Regions from separate parts of the Homo sapiens genome. Here region 2 is linked to region 1. Evidence: chromatin loops called from intact Hi-C (ENCODE). Cell type or tissue: heart left ventricle. All regions are shown on one strand. Each heading gives the region's core, and the rest is flanking DNA. Links, peaks and the distances in the headings are about the cores only. Region 1 holds the start of LINC02530 (long intergenic non-protein coding RNA 2530). Region 2 has its middle 49 kb from the start of LINC02530.

Evidence for each region. A loop is a pair of places that touch in the nucleus more often than their neighbours do. Peaks named below come from ENCODE experiments on the same cell type or tissue, not always from the same donor. Only the 100,000 strongest peaks of a DNase experiment are listed, where the experiment ranks them.
Region 2: it touches region 1 in a loop (2.3-fold over the local background); 4 of 110 quality-filtered maps call a loop at or near these places.

What each region holds. Positions count from the first base shown.
Region 1 is chr6:12,581,412-12,590,650 of GRCh38, reverse strand. LINC02530 (long intergenic non-protein coding RNA 2530) reads left to right here and starts at 5,247. Exons shown (of 2, transcript NR_149140.1): 1 at 5,247-5,547; 2 at 7,144-7,883. In heart left ventricle, for the core only: no CTCF peak of the experiment used is centred there; a DNase peak (open chromatin) is centred at 4,920; H3K4me3 peaks cover 586 bases; H3K27ac peaks cover 1,578 bases.
Region 2 is chr6:12,531,303-12,540,541 of GRCh38, reverse strand. No RefSeq gene overlaps it. Among named protein-coding and RNA genes, the nearest start is that of LINC02530, 49 kb to the left of the region's middle. In heart left ventricle, for the core only: no CTCF peak of the experiment used is centred there; no DNase peak of the experiment used is centred there.

The DNA of each region.
Region 1 (9,239 bases), core at 2,683-7,682:
TTTTGGGTATTATATGGTTTTGGCTTTTACATTTATGCCTTAATCCTCTTTGAATTTGGTGTTTGTGTATTGTGCATTAGTTGAATAGTTTTTCTTTTTCTCATTGATCTCAAATACTACCCCCACCATAAATCAAATTTTCATATATCTGTGAATTTGTTTCTAAATGTCCCCTTCTGTCGTTTTGGTCTATTTCTTTATTAATGTGCAATATCACATTGTTAATAAGTTAATAACTATAGTTTTACAATGTTTCAATATGTAATGGGACAAACTCCTTGTTTTTCTTCCTTGGGAACATGTTGGCCATCCATTACCCTTTACTCTTTATAGAAATTTCAAAATCAACTTGCCATGTTCCATGGAAAAACCTGTTGGAGTTATCATAATTACATTTATGTTTATGTCCATTAGAAGAGAATGGACAACTTTATGATATGAATCGTTTTATCCAGGAACATGGTATATTTTTCCATAATTGAGTTCTTTACTGAACTTCAAAAAAGCTCTCTCCTTCTTCTCTATTGGTGTCCTGCATGCCTTTTCTTAGATTTATTCCTGTGTGTTTATGTATTTTATATAATTTATGACTTTTGTAAAAGATATCTTAAAGTACATTTTCTATCTGAATTTTTTGATATATATATAAAATTGCTTTTGTTTATTCACTAATTTGTCAATTTTCTTAATTTATTTATTTGCTGATATTTATCTGTTTAAACAATATCACCTGTTAATAATGAGAGGTTGAGCTGGGTGTGATGGCTCATGCTTGTAATCCCAGCACTCTGGGAGGCTGAGGTGGAAGGATTGCTTGAGTCCAGGAGTTAGAGACCAGCCTGGGTAACATATGGAGATCCCTGTCCTTACAAAAATAAACAGTAGCCAGGCACGGTGGCATATGCCTGGGGTCCCAGCTACTTGGGAGGCTGAGGTGGGAGAATCGCTTGAGCCCAGAAGCAAGGCTGCAGTAAGCTACGATGGCACCACTCCATTCCAGCCTGGGCCACAGAGTGAGATCTTGTCTCAAATAATAATAATAATAATATAGCAACAAGAAGAAGTTGATTTCTTTCCTAGTAATTCTTAGAACTTCTCTTTTTCTTGTTTTGTCTTGATAGTTGAGACTTCAACTGCAGTGTGAAAAAGAAGTTGTAAGACTGGTCATCCTTGTCTTGTTCATGATCTTAAAAAGAATACTTGTAACTTTTACTATTATATATCGTATTTGCCCTAGAGTTTTGTAGGTCTTCTTTATGAAGTTAAAGACATTTCCTTTCTAAGTCTTTTTACTCATTTTCTTTCTACTTTTATGAAAGTATTATCATTAATGTTTATTGATTTTATTGAACATCTTTTTTGCAACTATAGATGTAATTATATGGTTTAATCTCTTTTAACTTGTTAAAGTAGTGAATTACAATAATCCTGATCTGTAGTTTTCCTATTTTGTTCTGTCCTTGGCTAGCATTTATATCAAGGTTATACAACTCTCATAAAATATGCTTGGAAGTGTTCCTTTTTTTCTGTTCTTGAATTTATGTAAGAAATATTTGGTAGCATGAGTAAACTCTTCTGGCACATTATTTCCTGTGTGACAAGATTTTTAACTACAGATTGAATTAGATTTTACTATACAGGGGATTTCTAGTTTTTCTTAAGTTATTTTTATGTAATATTTTCTACAAATACATATATTTCATCTGTTCACAACTTGTTGGCCTAAAGTTGTTCATAATATTCTTTTTTTTTCCTTTCTAATATCTATGGAAAGAATAAGTATCTTCTCTCTTTTATGCCTAATGCTATTTGTTTTCATATTTTTTCCTTTTTGGGGGGTAAATATCACCAGACATTTATCGCTTTAAGGAACAATTTTTAGCTTTTTGAAATTTTACTTTCTGTTTTATTTGTTTTTGTACTTATTTCTATTATCTTTTTTTCCCTTTCTTTGGGTTTATTGTGCAGTTCTTTTTCAATTGTTTTAGGTTGGGTATTTAGTTCACTCAATTTTAAGACTTTCCTCTTTTCTAATGTAAGAACTATAAACAATTTTTTTCTCTGATAACTGCTATTGTTGCCTCCTATAATTTTTAAATATAGCTTTTTGTTAAGTGAGAGGGATGGGGTCTTGCTATGTTACTCAAGCTGGACATGAACCTCTGGGCTCAGGCAATCCTCCTGTCACAGCCACCTGAGTAGCTGGGACTACAGGCATGCACCACCATGCCAAGCCTAAAGATAGCATTTTTCTTAACTCTAACTGCATAAACATTGAATAAATAAAGCAGTTTGCCCAGGTATTTATTTACATAATCTGATAATGTGTTGAGAGCATTAGGGCATAGAGTACAGTTTTCATAATTTCTAATGTACTTTTAAAAAAACTTAGATACACCTCAAATAAATAACTCCATAATTTCCTTTCCCTCTCATGTATACATACCTTAACAGGGTAAAAAATAAAATTAGCACGTTTAAAATCAGAAAACGTTCTTACGCAAGGCCCATGGCCTTTTGTATTTATGCTACCTGAAACAGAGAAGACTGAACATTGTAGGTATAGCTAGAAAAACCAAGACTGAATGTGCTTTTAGTTCATCCTCTTTCCAATTAGACACTTCCTCCTTTGCAGGTGGATCCTTTTAGGGGCCCTAGTTTTGGAGCCCAAGAGCTTGGTTTGTTTTAGACTCAACTTCTTAATCAAATGTATCTTTGGCATGTCATTTAACGACTTTACAGGCCGGGCGAGGTGGCTCACGCCTGTAATCCCAGCACTCTGGGAGTCTGAGGCGGGTGGATCACCTGAGGTCAGGAGTTCGAGACCAGTCTGGCCAATATGGTGAAACCCCGTCTCTACTAAAAATATAAAAATTAGCTGGGTGTGGTGGTGGGTGCCTGTAATCCCAGCTACTCGGGAGGCTGAGGCAGGAGAATCGCTTGAACCCGGGAGGTGGAGTTTGCAGTGAGCTGAGAGATCATGCCACTGCACTCCAGCCTGGGCAACAGAGCAAGACTCTGTCTCAAAAAAAAAAAAAAAAAGACTTTACAAACTTCAGTTTCCTTATTTGTTCATTAAAAAATCATAATATCAAATTCCTAGAATTTTTCTAAGGATTTAATAAATGTGAAAAAAGTATTAAAAATAATACTTTATATTTACAAAGTAAATAATTATTAATTATTTTTCTCCCTATAGCAGTATTTCTCCTCAAATTTTCATACTTTGTTTTTTTTTTTTCCTCCTTTGTTTTTCTACTTTCCTACTTCTCCTAGGAAGCTTTCACTTTCCCTCTCTAAATGTTACCGGAAAGGGGTAACAGACCACGAGACAGGGTTCTTGGATCTTGCGCAAGAAAGGATTTGAGGTGAATCCATAGAGTAAAGTGAAAGCAAGTTTATTAAAAAAGTAAAGGAATAAAAGAATGGCGTACAGAAGCAGAGCAGCTCTGAGAGCTACTGGTTGTCCATTTTTATGGTTATATCTTGATGATATGCTAAGCAAGGCGTGGGTTATTCATGCCTCCCCTTTTTAAACCCTATAGGGTAACTTCATGATGTTGCCATGGCATTTGTAAACTATCACAGTGCTGGTGGGAGTGTAGCAGTGAGGACAACCAGAAGTCACTCTTGTCTTGACTGGGTGGGTTTTGGCAGGCTTTTTTTACTGCAACCTGTTTTATCAGCAATGTCTTTATGACCTGTATTTTGTGCGACCTCCGATCTCATCCTATGACTTAGAATGCCTAACTTAGTAGGAATGCAGCCCAGCAAGTATCAGCCTTATTTTACCCAGCTCCTATTCGAGATGGAGTTGCTCTGGTTCAAACACCTCTGAGTCTTCTGACTTACAGGCCGAGTGTTAGAGATTCAATCTTCATAGATGGGAAATCCCCTAGAGATCAATTACATATTTAAAGCACCTCTTTTTGCAGAGGAAAAACAAAGGGGCAGGGAATGATTATCCCAATGTCTGTCACTGGGGGAGGTAAAATTTCCTAGGAGTTAATGGGAGAGTCAAGACCAAAACACAGGTTTCAGGACTCTTCTTACCTGATGAGTGGAACTTTTAATTTTTATTTAGTTAAGTGTTTTGGCCAGTAATTAGCAACCCTTTATGAGGTAGTTATGCCTATAAGACATCCAACAATGGTCCTCTATTGAGTCTACTAGAAAAAAATAACAGTTTTATTAAAAGGCTTGATAACTATGTGATGTTAGTCCAGAGTACCTATGAAGTGATGAACCTCAAGATGCCTATGAATTTAGAAATAAAATAAAATTCAGTCAATAAAATACAACGCTACATTGCAAAGCCAGATCTTCAAAAGCCAGTATGGGGCACAGAACGTGGTAACTGGATAAAAAGTATTTCATTGTTGTTATTTATTTTGTCATCCTTGAGGAAACAGTCCCTAATGGCAAGTCACTTGACTTATAAACTAACAGACTTCATTAAATCGATATTGATTGATTTGACATCAGCAGTCACTCACTGAGGTTCATTCAGTCCACGCATCTGAAAACACTGGGGGATCATGCTTGCCCCTAAGGTGCCGTGACTTTGGTACACAACACCTAAATGTCTCCAGAAAGTTCACAGATGCCTGGCTAGCCGCCATCACTCCGAGTGCAAAGGATGCCCAGTGCCCAGCTGATTCCATCACGACAGCGTCCTTAACAATAGCTGTGGACTATTGCTTGTTTAACCTAGCTTCAGGGACCAACATCATTCGTGGAGAGGGAGCGAGCAGGAGTCTGGTCAGTCACGTCCAGCCTTGGCGCCTAAAATTAGGCAGGGCTGTGGAGTAACATGAGCGGTTTGGGCGTCCACTGTCCGGCTCCAGTATCCCCGAGTCCAGAGGCAACAGGAGTCTCTAGTCATTATGCATGTAGAGAAATCAAAGAATTCGAGAGCAAGGGCCTGGAATGCCTGGCTGCCTCCCAGCTCTCTTACGAAGAAATAAATTCCATTGTTGTCTCACTCTCCTTTCCGTACTCTCAGAATCAGCAGTTACTGTACGCCAGCACCTTTCACTCTCCAAGGAGACTGCTCAGCTACAGCAGGAAGCACAGGGATCTTAAAACATAAACTCACAGTGCTCCCCACATTGATCTCCCACACAAACCCATCTCTCCTGTCAGGGACTGTGGGCTTCGTGACTTTCTCCATGTGCTGGACTGTCGCATGGTCACTGTTGCCAGGGACTCTTTGAACTAATCCCAAGCCTATGTCAGAAAAGCCTGTGATCGATTCCCAGTGCCATCCTGAACCACAAGATTGGAATATCGCACCTTTCAACTGCCTGGGCTGATAAACAATACAGCATGTACTCAGCTTCATAAACACTCTGCCTTGTTACAAAGGGCATTGCAAACTCGCCGTGATAGGACTTGACCTTAAAAGCTATAGACAATCTAGCGGAGCACAGACGGTTTCATAAAGTACAATCACTTCCTGGAATTCTTGGGCCAGTGCAGTCGGAGCCGTGCAAATCCTGTTTTCCTTGCATTGTTTCCTGCATGTGAATATCATCAGTCTAGCAGGTCTGTAACCATGGCACTTGTAAATAGCCGAGGGGCGACTTCTGATAAAGGCATACAGTTTTAAGAAGCTTTTTTTTTAAGACAAGCCTAAGTCAAGCTCTACAAATGCCATATAGTAACAACCAAGTCGACAAATTGCATTTTCTAAAGCACATATATCCAGATCCAGATTTGTTTTTAAATCACCAAGGGAAGCAGAATCGATGCCCATTGTATTGAGGGTACCGTGAGTTGTTTTTCACTTGTTGTAATGTGAATTTCCACGCCAAATCCATAGAGATGGACACTGACTACAATTGCTAGCAATTCTTTCCACAGTATGTTTCCTTTTCCACTGAATGGGGTTGGGAAATTTTAATTGCTCCATCCTTCAGTTTCTCCAATCAGCAAGAGGAAGAGAAAACACCAGTTATTTCTTGGAATGCTCAGTTTAAAACTTTCTCTTCAAAAGTTTGACACCACTCTTCCTACTCCAACTTTATTTGGTGCTTGACAGGCTCTTATTTAAGCTTTGAGATGATATGGTGAATGAAACGTGTGGTCTCAGCTACTCAGGAGGCTGAGGTAGGAGGATCACTTGAGTCCGGGAGGCGGAGGCTGTTGTGAGCTATGGTTGCACCACTGAACTCCAGCCTGGGCAACAGAGCGAGACCCCCACCTCAAAAAAAAAAAAAACAAAACAAAACAGGGAGACACAAACAAATAGACTGCTTTAAGTTTCTGGAAAATCCAAAGATGTTTACTAGATTTGCTGCAAATGCCTCAGTATGTAAAGTTTGAATTGGCTGAATCAATCCTGATTCTTCCGCTTTCTATATTATTGAATTGTTGGTTAAACTGACAATAAAAGTTAAAATTCTTAGCAGATGTAAAATGTGATGGATATTGGGCGAAGTGTCGACAAAAGTGTTTTAGGCTGAGAAGGATATCCTTGGGAGAGAAAGAAAAGAAGAGACCACTCATACAATAGTATGAGACTATTGCTTATGTTTTCATAGACTTATGTTTAATTTTTTAAGATTCAGAAGTCTTTCTGAAACTTTATTTTCTCTCTCTCTCTTTTTTTTTGAGATGGGGTCTCTCTCTCTCTCTTTTTTTGAGATGGAGTCTCTCTCTCTCTCTCTCTCTCTCTCTCTCTAGCTTGGGCTGGAGTGCAGTGGTGCAATCATAGCTCACTTCAGCCTCAATCTTCCAGGCTCAAGTGATCTTCCCGCCTTGCCTCCTAAAGTGCTGGGATTATAGGCATTAGCCACAGTGCCTGGCATATTTCTATTTCTGAATTTTAAATTAAAATCAGTAACATCTGACCAATATCTTCACTTGAGTATCAAGGACAAGTTTGACGCCTTTGGGAGAAATTATGTCTTCTATTATGCCAACACATTACACGTGGTAAGCACTAAAAGTTTTAGGATAGTAATTAACAAAATATACCTCAGTTTAATGCTTTCTCTTAAAATAATGCTTTCTCTTAAAATATTTTTGATGAGTTGTTTTTCTCATATCTTATAATGATGATCTGCTTTCAAATCTTCACTTTCCATGAAACTACTCTGTGTTTCAGGTGTCATCTAACTTTTTTTTTTTTTTTGACAGTCTCTCTCTGTCACCAGGCTGGAGTACAGTGGGGCAATCTCGGCTCACTGCAACCTCTGCCTCCCGGGTTCAAGCGATTCTCCTGCCTCAGCCTCCCGAGTAGCTGGGACTGTAGGTGCACGCCACCATGAGCAGTTATTTTTTGTCTTTTTAGTAGAGACGAGGTTTCACTATGTTGGCCAGGCTGGTCTTGATCTCTTGACCTCGTGATCTGCTGGCCTCAGCCTTCCAAAGTGCTGGGACTATAGCCGTGAGCCACCATGCCAGGCCCATCTAACTTTTAATATAGATTGTATGATGTTTTCATAAAACAAGCAGGGCTCAGAAAGGCCGTATAAAGCCACAGAGCCAGCAAGCAGCAGAGTCTGCATTTTAATCCATATGTTCATGGCTTCAAAGCAATGTTATTTAACTCTAACAATGCAATTGAACTAACAACTGACATCAGACACAAATATTCTGAAGAACCTGGAGAAATAGAAAAGAATTGGATAGAACTGATGGCTCATGGGCAGAAGCTGTGCATCAGGAAGAGGAAATAAATGGCATTGTTCAGCCATGAAGCCATATAATTTCAACCTGACTTTCCTTCTCTATTGTCCTGTCTCATTGTCTAGCTTGAAATGTGGCCGCAGTCATGTCAAGTGGCTAACTTCCTGCATATTTGGTTTCCTCATGGGAGCTTAGTAATTCCTGATTGATTTAGAGCAAGAAAGTAAAATAAATTCTAGTTTTTCCAACTTCCATGCCATGGAAGTGAAAATGTATTTTCACATTGATGTCTTTAACCACTTCCCCTGCACGAACTAGTGATATGATGCCAATTCTCAAAGGATCTGACTTCTCTTTGCATTTACATAAGTTCTCCGAGCTCAAGGGTAAGGTAATGTACACTTCCCCTGGCAGCCAGCAGGCTCAGAGGCATTCTCTGTTGGTTAAAACCACTTCTCTGGGTCCCATTACCATATTGCCTGCAACCTAATAATGCCACGCCAAATTTGGCCTTCTGATAAGCAAGAGTAACTTCCTCTATAGCCAGAGGGAGGCACATAGCATGACTTTGGAGCCAGACATAGCTTTATATATTATATTTACTTTAGGGGGCAATTCATTTACGGGCACAGGCAGGGACATAAATACCTCCTTTTCATGAGGGTCCCAGAGGGACAGCAGGCATACAATGTCACTTCATACCACACAAACAATACAACATAGAAGACTCCTCCTAGCATAATAAACAAGCCACAGTCACCGTGTTCTTGACATTGACAATGCTTTTTAAAGTTAGATCAAAAAGGTGCTTGGGCTTTTTAAACATGTTTTTAAACTTGGTGTCTGTCTGGACAGGGCAAAAAGTCCTCTCCATCTGTTGGATGCAATAGACCTGGAAGTCGCGTGATTTAAATAAATTGTGCTTGCAGCATTTTGAAGGTATTTTTCCTTAGGAGCTGCATGGTAAAAAGAAATTATTTGGGGTTTTCGTTCTGTCCACAATGTTTAATCAAGTATAGTTTATATTACTTTTCTTTTGATAATTAGACAAAGCCTGGTAGAACAGAGAGCAATCCAATAAAGAAGTGAAATTTCAGCTTACATTTTTCAGAGGATCACTGAATACATCTAAGATTTACAATTTTAATTATTGGCTATAACTATTAACTTGTAATTAATTATATAAAGTATTTTGATATTTTGATAGGTTTCTTAGGAGTTTTATTTTTCTTTTTTAAGGGAGGCAGTAACTAACTTCTCTTTTAAAAGAAAATTAGCTTAAACATCAATTGGAAGTTAAGGCCAATATTAGAGAAACATCAAATTACTTCCAAAAATCAACCAGTCTGTCTCCTTGTGTCTGTCCTGCGTTTTGAAAGTGTGAAAAACCAATAATAGAAATTTTTCTCCAAAATAAATTAAATATCATTTACCCAGGAACAGGAACAAAAAGTTTCTCAGTCCTAAGAATGTAGTCATCAACATATGTCTCTCTGTATAAATGTATGCCTGTTTAGAAGAAACAAAATATTCTTCAGACAATATCTACTTATACTCATTAACAATTTATTTACCAAGAGTATGCACTCTTTCTTACTAGAGTA
Region 2 (9,239 bases), core at 2,732-7,731, 50 kb after region 1:
TGATTTGGGATGATCTTGCTCAAGTAGCTTCATCTCTTTAAACCTTAATTTCCTCATCTGTAAAATGGGATAACACCGATCCATAAAGTGATTGTGAAGGGCTATGAGCTATTGTTTATTGGGGCTGATTTTACTTAGATCAGCTGGTTTCCCTGGATTTGGGGCTCTTCTCTGTCAATGTTAAGTGTGAAATATTCTCCTGAGAGTCTTTCTAGCTTCTGTCATTCAGATGCCACATATGTGGTGATTGTTGTAAATCACCAGGATGAGAGACATCACTACCAGCTTCCACCTCCCCAGATCTCTTCATTCTACTTTGATCTTCCAGGTATAATAAAAATGTTCAGGTTTCCTGTGGAAGTTTCTTAGAGCGAGTGATTATTTCTTAAGAAGAGTTTAATCAGCTTCAGTTATTTGGTTCATTAGGAAGGTAAACAACTACAATTGAAGTCCTCATGTGGGAGTCTTTCTTCGTGTGAGCCACCATGTTGAGGCATGGAGACCATGGGATATAGGGTCCTGTTTGTAAGGTGATGCTATCTTTTGCCCTCTTTACCCTTAGGTTTTTCTAGACATGAAACGCTTAAAAGTGACTTATGCAGTCACTTTTAGCCAGGAGGCAATTCATAAAATGCCTCGATAGAAAATATTAGAGAGAGATGAAGGATTGTACCAGGTTAAGGATCTTTGCAGGTTACCTGGTGCCCAAGATCATCCCTTCAAGGCCATCACACTGGGCTGTCCCTCAGATTGGGTAACTTTACTTCCTCTTGACCTCCATAGCACTTACACACTGTAGTGTAATTGCCTGTTTTCTAGTCTCAGGGCTTAGCACAGTGCCTGGTGCTTAGTAGGGGTTCCATCAACTTTTGATGAGTGCCCATGAGAATAAGTATCATCAATGATATTAAGTAAAAGGACACGCAAGAAAGAACTGGCCGAGACAATATTTAAAATAAAGAGGAGTCATTGCTGTGAAGAGAGTTATTGCTAAACCCTGCATTTATTTTAGTATCAGCAGACCTACACCCCTCCCGTGGCATAATTCCGTTTCAAAAAGTAAACTAGAATCAGCAACATCACAAAGAAATGATAAGAATAGGGGCCAATAGGGACAGGGGAAAGAAACTGCCCTAAACCCTTTTGTGTTTTTCATTCCTTGTTAATTCATTCCATTTCTCAAGTCACTTCCCCTTCTAAGGAAAGGAGCAGAGATGCTCGGCATCTTCCTTTGGTTGCTACTTATCCAGATGGGTGGTAAGTCCATTGGGCAAAGGTCATGTCTACACTCCACAGACCTTTCAAAAATATTTACTATCTAGGTGGGAGCCAATCCTTGCTCACAAATCTGACCCACCAGAGAAAAGAATGCAGAGTCTGCAGAAACCAACCACCTTCCCCTTGTGCTCAGGTTAAACTTTCCACCCCGATGCCAGACCACAGAGAACAGCCGCTTCCTGGAAATTGGGCAGCACCGAAATGACCTTCAGCCAGTGTTGCCCTGGAGACCGTTGCAGTGTGTTGGAACCAGCCACGGGGCTGCGTGTCTCCGTGCTGACCTCACTGAAGGGAAGGGCAAGGTCAGGAGGCCACGGAAGAGCCAATTCTGTGTGGTATGTTGATTTGGGCAAATATGTTTATACATCAAACCTCTGTTTTTGGTGCTTCCATTTTCTAACTAAATGCTCTCCTCTTCCAAATTGTAGCACAGTGGCTTCTGTTCTCAGAAGGTTTGTCCCACACCAAACGGGAGCAGTCTATGTGATTGAGACTCTGGGTTTGGGGAGACCAAACTCTCCATAGCAGTGATTTAGGCATTTGAGGGATAATCAGAAGCGAACAGTGGAACCTGGCTTGCCTTTCTTTCATGCCATGCCAAGACTCTCGTCCTCAACCCTTTGCCCTCCATACCCTTAAAAGAAGACTGGGAATTGGGGGCAGTGGCTCACACCCATAATCCCGGTGCTTTTTTGAGGCCAAAGTAGGACAGTCACTTGACGCCAGGAGTTTGAGACCAGCCTGGGCACCCAGTGAGACCCTGTCTCTACAAAAAAAAAAAAAAAAAAAAAAAAGCCAGGTGTGATGGCTTATGCCTGTAATCCCAGCACTTTAGGGGGCAGAGGCAGGCAGATCACCTGAGGTCAGGAGTTGGAGTCCAGCCTGGCCAACACGGCGAAACCCCATCTCAATTAAAAATACAAAAATTAGCCAGTTGTGGTGGTGCGTGCCTGTAATCCCAGCTACTCGGGAGCGTGAAGCAGGAGAATTGCTTGAACCTGGGAGGCAGAGGTTGCAGTGAGCCGAGATCGTGCCATTGCACTCCAGCCTGGGCAACAGAGCGGGACTTTGTCTCAAAAACAAAACAAAACAAAACAAAATTACCCAGGTCTTTTGGCATGTGCCTGTAGTCCCAGCTACTCAGGAGGCTGAGGTGGTAGGATCAATCGAGGCCAGGAGTTCAAGGTTAGAGTGAGCTGTGATCTCACCACTGTACACCATCCTGGGCAACAGAGTGAGACCCTATCTCAAAATAAATAAATACATACATACATACTTTCATAAAATAAAAAATAAAATTTCACTTCTACTGCCCTTGCCTCAAATAAGAACTTGGAATGCTCAGCCTAGTTGGCTGTAATATGGGCTTTTAGGTGCTTAGGATTTGTACTTAAGGAACAAAGAACTTGCTATTTACCAGGTAGTAAAAAACACTTCAAGTCCTTAAACATTATTTTTACTGTAAGGGAAGCACTTGTCAGCCCCCCAGTCATTTCAGATATGATTTCCGAAAGGGACATTCTTTCATTCTTCTCTCCTTACAGGCATAAACATTCTGCATTTTAAACTGGAAACATACAATGTTATCTACTTCTGGTGTCTTATGTAACTTTCCAGGAATGCTGAAAGACTTTCCGGGCTCCGTGAGGTTGGGAATGGGGGAAAGGCAGAGGGGGCTGAAGGTGGGGGTTAGGGCAGACTCGAGGGACAAGGAAAAAATCCACTTTTTCCATACATCACTACATTGGCTGTTTGTGACAAGAAGTTATTGCAATTAAGATACAAGCCGGATGTGTGGGCTAAAAAACCTCAGCTGATATCACAAGCATTTATTGATAATGAAAACTTGGAGGAAGAGATCTGGAAAATTGTTGTCTTTAGTGGTTTCCTATGCAAGAGAACAAACCATATGGATTAATAAAAAAGTGCTCTACCTTATCTAGGAGAAGAAAAAACTGTTTATTTTGCTGCAAAAAGAATGTTTCTGTCAAGTCTTAAGTGTCAATCTTCTAGGTTAGGGCTTTACATTGCACACACCACCACATAAGTACATTGTCTTGCTTTAAACAATCATTTTGGCGTTGTTAAATGACCTGGCCAAACAGCCTCAGCTATAAGAATAAGGGATAAACATTCAGAGTAAATCAGCATCTATAAATCCTTGATCACGTGAGCCACTTTAACACAACCAAACCTGAATTAGCCTATCAGAATAGGTAATGACCCCTCTATACTTCATGAAGTAAAACGGGTTTCCTTTGAGAATATGCTATTTTCAAGCAAGACATTAGCAAGGAAATGCCTAAAATGTGTCCTGGAATATCTTTTGCAAATGCAATGAAAAGGTAATGGGAATAACAAGTGAAAAGAAGAACCCTCAAGGGACTAGTTTACCAGTACTATATAAGGCAGAAAATAAACCTTAGATAAACGCTAAGCAGAGAGTTAAAAATCTGGAAATATTAATATCATGCAGAGTAGAGATATAATAACAGAGTAGAGAAAGAGCATGAAGCTTTCTGGAGAGTTAAGCTTTAAGGTCTTTACTCAAAAACTAAATAGTGCATACAACGAGCCTTCATAAATATACACTCACCACATTCTTTCCTGTCTTCCTAAAGAAAGCACGTTGGAAATTACCATGTTTCCGGTTTTTCTTGGGTGACCATATCAGCATATTTTCTGCATCATCCTGTATATCGTGACTAAAAATGTCAGGTAAACTTACCACCAATAAAACAAAAACTGGATACAGATGGCTCCTCGAAAGGCACTAATCTACACACAAATATTGGTCTGCTAGGTTATTGATACCTATGAACTCAGGATTATACAAATGGGATGTTTATCTCACTAGGACTTTGATGGAACTTAAAACAGCTCAAATCTAGTCTGCATCAGCTCACATACTCTCTAGAAATCACTCAGGTAACTTGTTTGAGTTGGAACAAACCTGAAATTACAATAAGAATTTAGGTTGTTTCTGGAGACCTTCCAATAAAAGCTGAGAGCCAGAGAATTCAGACGAGTGGCCACAGCTTGTGTCAATTCTAGTTGCAAAGTGGCCCATGTTGAGTTTACCTGAGTCATAGGAAAGAGTGATGCCCTCCTGGAAGATGAGATGCATACCTATGAGGAACAATGGTAAAGCTCCTTGGTCTCTGGAGAACTCCTTACCAGAAGGCACTCAGTGGAAAGGGCCAGTTCACACCATCTGCTCTTGGCCAATGGTGGGATGGTCTACTCTCTATTTTTGTTTTCTCTCCTGTCACCCACAGTCCTAATCAGGTAACCAGGTACAGTCTTCTGTCTGGATCTTGCTGACAAAGCTGTGTGTGCAATGGATGCATATGAAGAAAATAACTTTCTTAGACATAAAGAGATTCATGTATGTTGTAGGCAAATGAAAAGACCCAGTAACTGGCACACTGGGACTTAATTCAGTTGCATTCTGACTAGGACCTCTGTTTCCCTGGCAACAGCAGCTCTGCAGACATAAAACTGAATTCCCTCCAGTGTTATAGAGAAGTGCACATAAGTGACTGTACGGGGGCTTTTATCCGGGTATGCTTGCAAAATCTTCCTGCAGCTTCCCTCTAACAGGGGGAGAAAGAGGGGATTTATAATATTTTCTAGACATGGAACAAATAATTACACAGTTTAAAGGCCCTTATCCCAAGTGTTGTTGTTCTACTATTTCTGGAGTGTCTTTTAGAGGGTTCTTATGGAAGTTTCCAAAAACAAATTAACCATTAAACGAGTCAACCCATTAGTGCGACTCCTGCCATTGGTCACCTTCTATATATGTACGCACACAGGCATTCATATGTGGATCATACTCTTTGGAAAACATGGGAGAGAAGATTCCGCAGCCATTCGGTTTCTTACTTACTTTCACCTATGTAATACAATTTATAGAGAAGGAGTAGATGTCAATAAAACACCACTCTTTAATTCTTCCTACTCAATCCACTCCTTATTGGGTAAGGACCATTACGTAAAATCACACTTGTTCAATATGCTCTGCTTGCCTTCTCTAACCTCTAGTCTTGGGGATTAGAGAGGAATTTACTATCTTGCTTTTAATTTATTCTATTTAGTCTCCATTATCCCTGTGGTTACTTTTCTACTGCACCACAGGATACCAAAATTGGAAGCAACTTTAGATACTGTCTTCTCCAATATTCTTACCTAACTAAAGTACGCATGCCCTCTACCATCCATCATTCTGGATAGACATGTAATTTGCAGCATGATGCCCCCAGTGGTAGGGAATCTGCTCCCATTTTTAGCAGCTGTAATTTTTAGAGGGTCTTCCATGCATTGAAGGGCCTCTAGAAATTCACAGGCTCCAGACAGAGGCTCCCCATGGCACCAAGACACAAATGCAAGGCTTCCATCACCTTCAGGATGTAAATGCTGCTGCAGAAATAATCAAAGAAGGTATGATTGGAATCTATAAAGCCATGTGGCATGAGATTTTCTTTCTTTATGTTGTAGAGTGTTTTTTTTCCTTGTCGAAGAGAAAAGATTTCTCAGTATTAGTCATTAGGGAATTATAAGTGGAGGTGTGTGTTCTTGCTTCCTTCTGACCACAGAAATTTACATCTAGCATCAATCTCACCTGCCAAAAAGGGAAGATGCAAATTTTGCAAGATAAAAATGTCACCTCCACTCCATCCCACCTGGGTCAAAAATAATCATCTCCTCTTCTGCGTATGGTGACATCATTTTTGGAAGAAGTGGTGATTCCTCCTCTTGTATTGGAGTTAGTGGGGAGTGTGTGTTTCTCCTCCACTGGCCTGTCAGTATATTTAGAGTGAAACTCTGTTGACTGCTTGGTTGCAATTTCCCAACCTCCCTCACACACAGGCTCAGTAGCTAGCTTAGAAGAGTTTTCTTTCAAAGACCCACCAGCTTTCTCTAGGAGAAGTGGTAGTGGATTCCAGGAACCTCCAGGGTAATGAGAGAATGCACCCACCCAGCCCTGCAGGGCCAGAATCGCCGTGATAGACTCCAGCCTTTCTGGAAGGGAGGAGGGACAGAACAGCCTTGAGGGTTTAAAGAGATGCTTATTGAAGTAATAGGCAACTGATCAGGGTAACACAAAATATTTTCATGATTTTAGTATACTACAGATAATTTTGCTCTATTATCAAAAAAATTAAGCTGTAATGGGCTTAGTGGTATTTTAGTATTTTTACTCATGAATGATTATATGGAAGGTGACATGCCTAGAAAGAGGCAGGAATGAGTCAACATTTTGTTTTCCCTCCATATGAAATAAGTCAGGGGGAAAAAAGAAGTAAAATTGATATTTACATAACATGACATCCTTAATTGCAAATATTTTTGTTTTAAAAAATATGTGGACTTCTAATGTGTATGTACAACTGTGAACTAAAAGGTAGAAACTATAAGAATGAGCACCCTCCCTAACATAGACCAGAAAAAGAGGAAGCTCAGACAGATCTGCAAGATTGGAATCAGAGTGATTCTACTCCATTTCTGGGTAGTCTAAGGCTTAACCCCAAACGCAAACAATTGTAATCTCAGAAAGTTTCACACTGAAAGACGCAGGTTGAATTTCACTCCCTGGAGAATGACCAAATTGGAAAGGATGAGAGGATTTGCCGTCACTCTAAAAATGAATCTCATTGGTTTGGTCTCCCGGCCTCTAAAAGGCATCAATTGTGTCCATAGAATTTGATGGTAACTCCACATTGCAGCCAGTATAGAAAATGTATTGTCTAATAAAGCATCCAGAAATGAGCTCAATGTGCAGGCTCTTCAACATCCTATCAGTTTGATCAATGTTGCATTTGGATCTTTTCCTAAGCCATTGACTCAAGGAGAGACATCCCTAAAGTGGAGAACATACGTATACAGGGAAACACACAGGAGGACACACATTTATATTCACTTTCTAAACATAAAACAGCACAACGGGAGAAACAATGTCTGACAAAAGAGTTTATGCTTTGTTTTGAGAGACGCATGTTTCTGATTGTTTATTTTTGCTTTCATTGAACACTGTGTTCTTCTCTGGTTATGATCTATGAGAAACAAGGTTTTTTCTTTTTTTATTCAAGCATTTGATATGCAGACTTGATTTCTGCCAAAGACAGAAAGTAAGGAAGAAAATAGGATTCATTTTTTGTAAGAAATCTTCAGGATGATCTTGGACTGAGAGTTACCAGAGGGTTCACTTTTAGTGGCTTTAGGAAAAGACATCCATCTACCTCAGTTTGGTTTTGGAGGGTAGCAGACCCATCTACCGACATCATGATTATAAGAAAGAATCTAGAAGAGGCTGGGTGCAGAGCCACACACTTGTAATCTCAATGCTTTGGGAGGCTGAGGTGGGAGGATCCCTTGAGGCCCGGAGTTTGAGTCCAGCCTGCCCAACACAGGGAGACCCTATCTCTACAAAAACATTTTAAAAAAATTAGCCGGGCATTGCGGTGCACACCTGTGGTCCTGGCTCCTCAGGAGGCTGAAGTGGGAGGATCATGTCAGCCTGGGCATCAGAGCAAGTCCCTGACTAAAAAAAAAAATTCTTGGCCAGACGTGGTGGCTCATGCCTATAATCCTAGCACTTTGGGAGGCCGAGGCGGGTGGATCACTTGAGGCCAGTAGTTCGAGACCAGTCTAGGTAACATCTCTGTTAAAAATACAAAAAATTAGCCGGTTTTGGTGGTGCATGCCTGTAATCCCAGCTACTCAGGAGGCTGAGGTGGGAGGATTGCTTGAACCTGGGAGGCGGAGGTTACAGTGAGCTGAGATCACGCCACTGGGCTCTGGTCTGGGCGATACAGCAAGACTCTGTCTCAAAAGATAAAAAATTTAAAAAATTGACGATTTTCCTGAGATGATTGTGAATATAAAATTAGGTTATATATGAAAAGCCCCTTTGCAAGTTAAAAGTGCTATAAAAATGGACTATACTATTATAAATAGGCTTCCTTGTAACTGACTGTCAATTTGACATTTTGTAAAACCTAAGGTTACTATAAAACAAAAAGCTAAGTAGCAGTCTTAAAAGTATATTTCCACAATTATCTTGAAACCAGAGTTTCTAAACCTTTTTACATGAAAATTTATTAAAGAAAATTTCTTTCTATTATGTTTTTCTTCCATCTTTATCCCACCAAAGAAGTTAGAACATTTCTCGGATATGCTATTTCCAAAGCCCGCGTGGCCACCAGCCAAGACTGTATTTATATGGACCAAATTCTCTAAGAATGGTATTATGTACGTGTGAATTTCCAACCCATTCTCCTCTCAGTGTGTAATAAATTCATTCAGAAGGAGTTTTATTTCATAGAATTGACTTCTTCATAGGTCTTCATGGAAGCAGCATTGAATATTATCTCCTTTCGCTTAGGGGAAGGGAAATGAAATATATTCTGCCAATAGATAGTTATATAATAAAAAGGCAGTTTTTAAAAAAAAAAAAAACAAGGCATTGGGAACTGGGAAAAAATATGGGTCTCTAGATGTTTTGACAATGTAATGGCACAAAATGAGGGATTTTTTTTGTCCTGTTACGTATTTTATATTTTATTTTTTAGAGCAGTTTTAGTTTTAAAGAAAAATTGAACACAAAGTACAGAAAGTTCCTATACACCTTTTCTATTATTAACATTTTGCATTATTATGGTATGTTTGTTACAGTTAATGAGCCAATATTGATACACTGTTATTAACTAAAGTCTGCAATTTATCTTTGTGTTTATATTCCATGGGGTTTGACAATTGCATAATGACAGGTGTCCACCATTACATTATCATACAGAATAGTTTCACTACTCTAAAAATCTTCTATACTACACCTATTCTTTTCTCTCTCTCCCTGTACCCCTGGCACCCACTGATCTTTTTACTGTCTCAATAGTTTTGCCTCTTCCAGTATGTCACATAATTAGAATCATTACAGTATGCCGCCTTTTCAAGCTGGC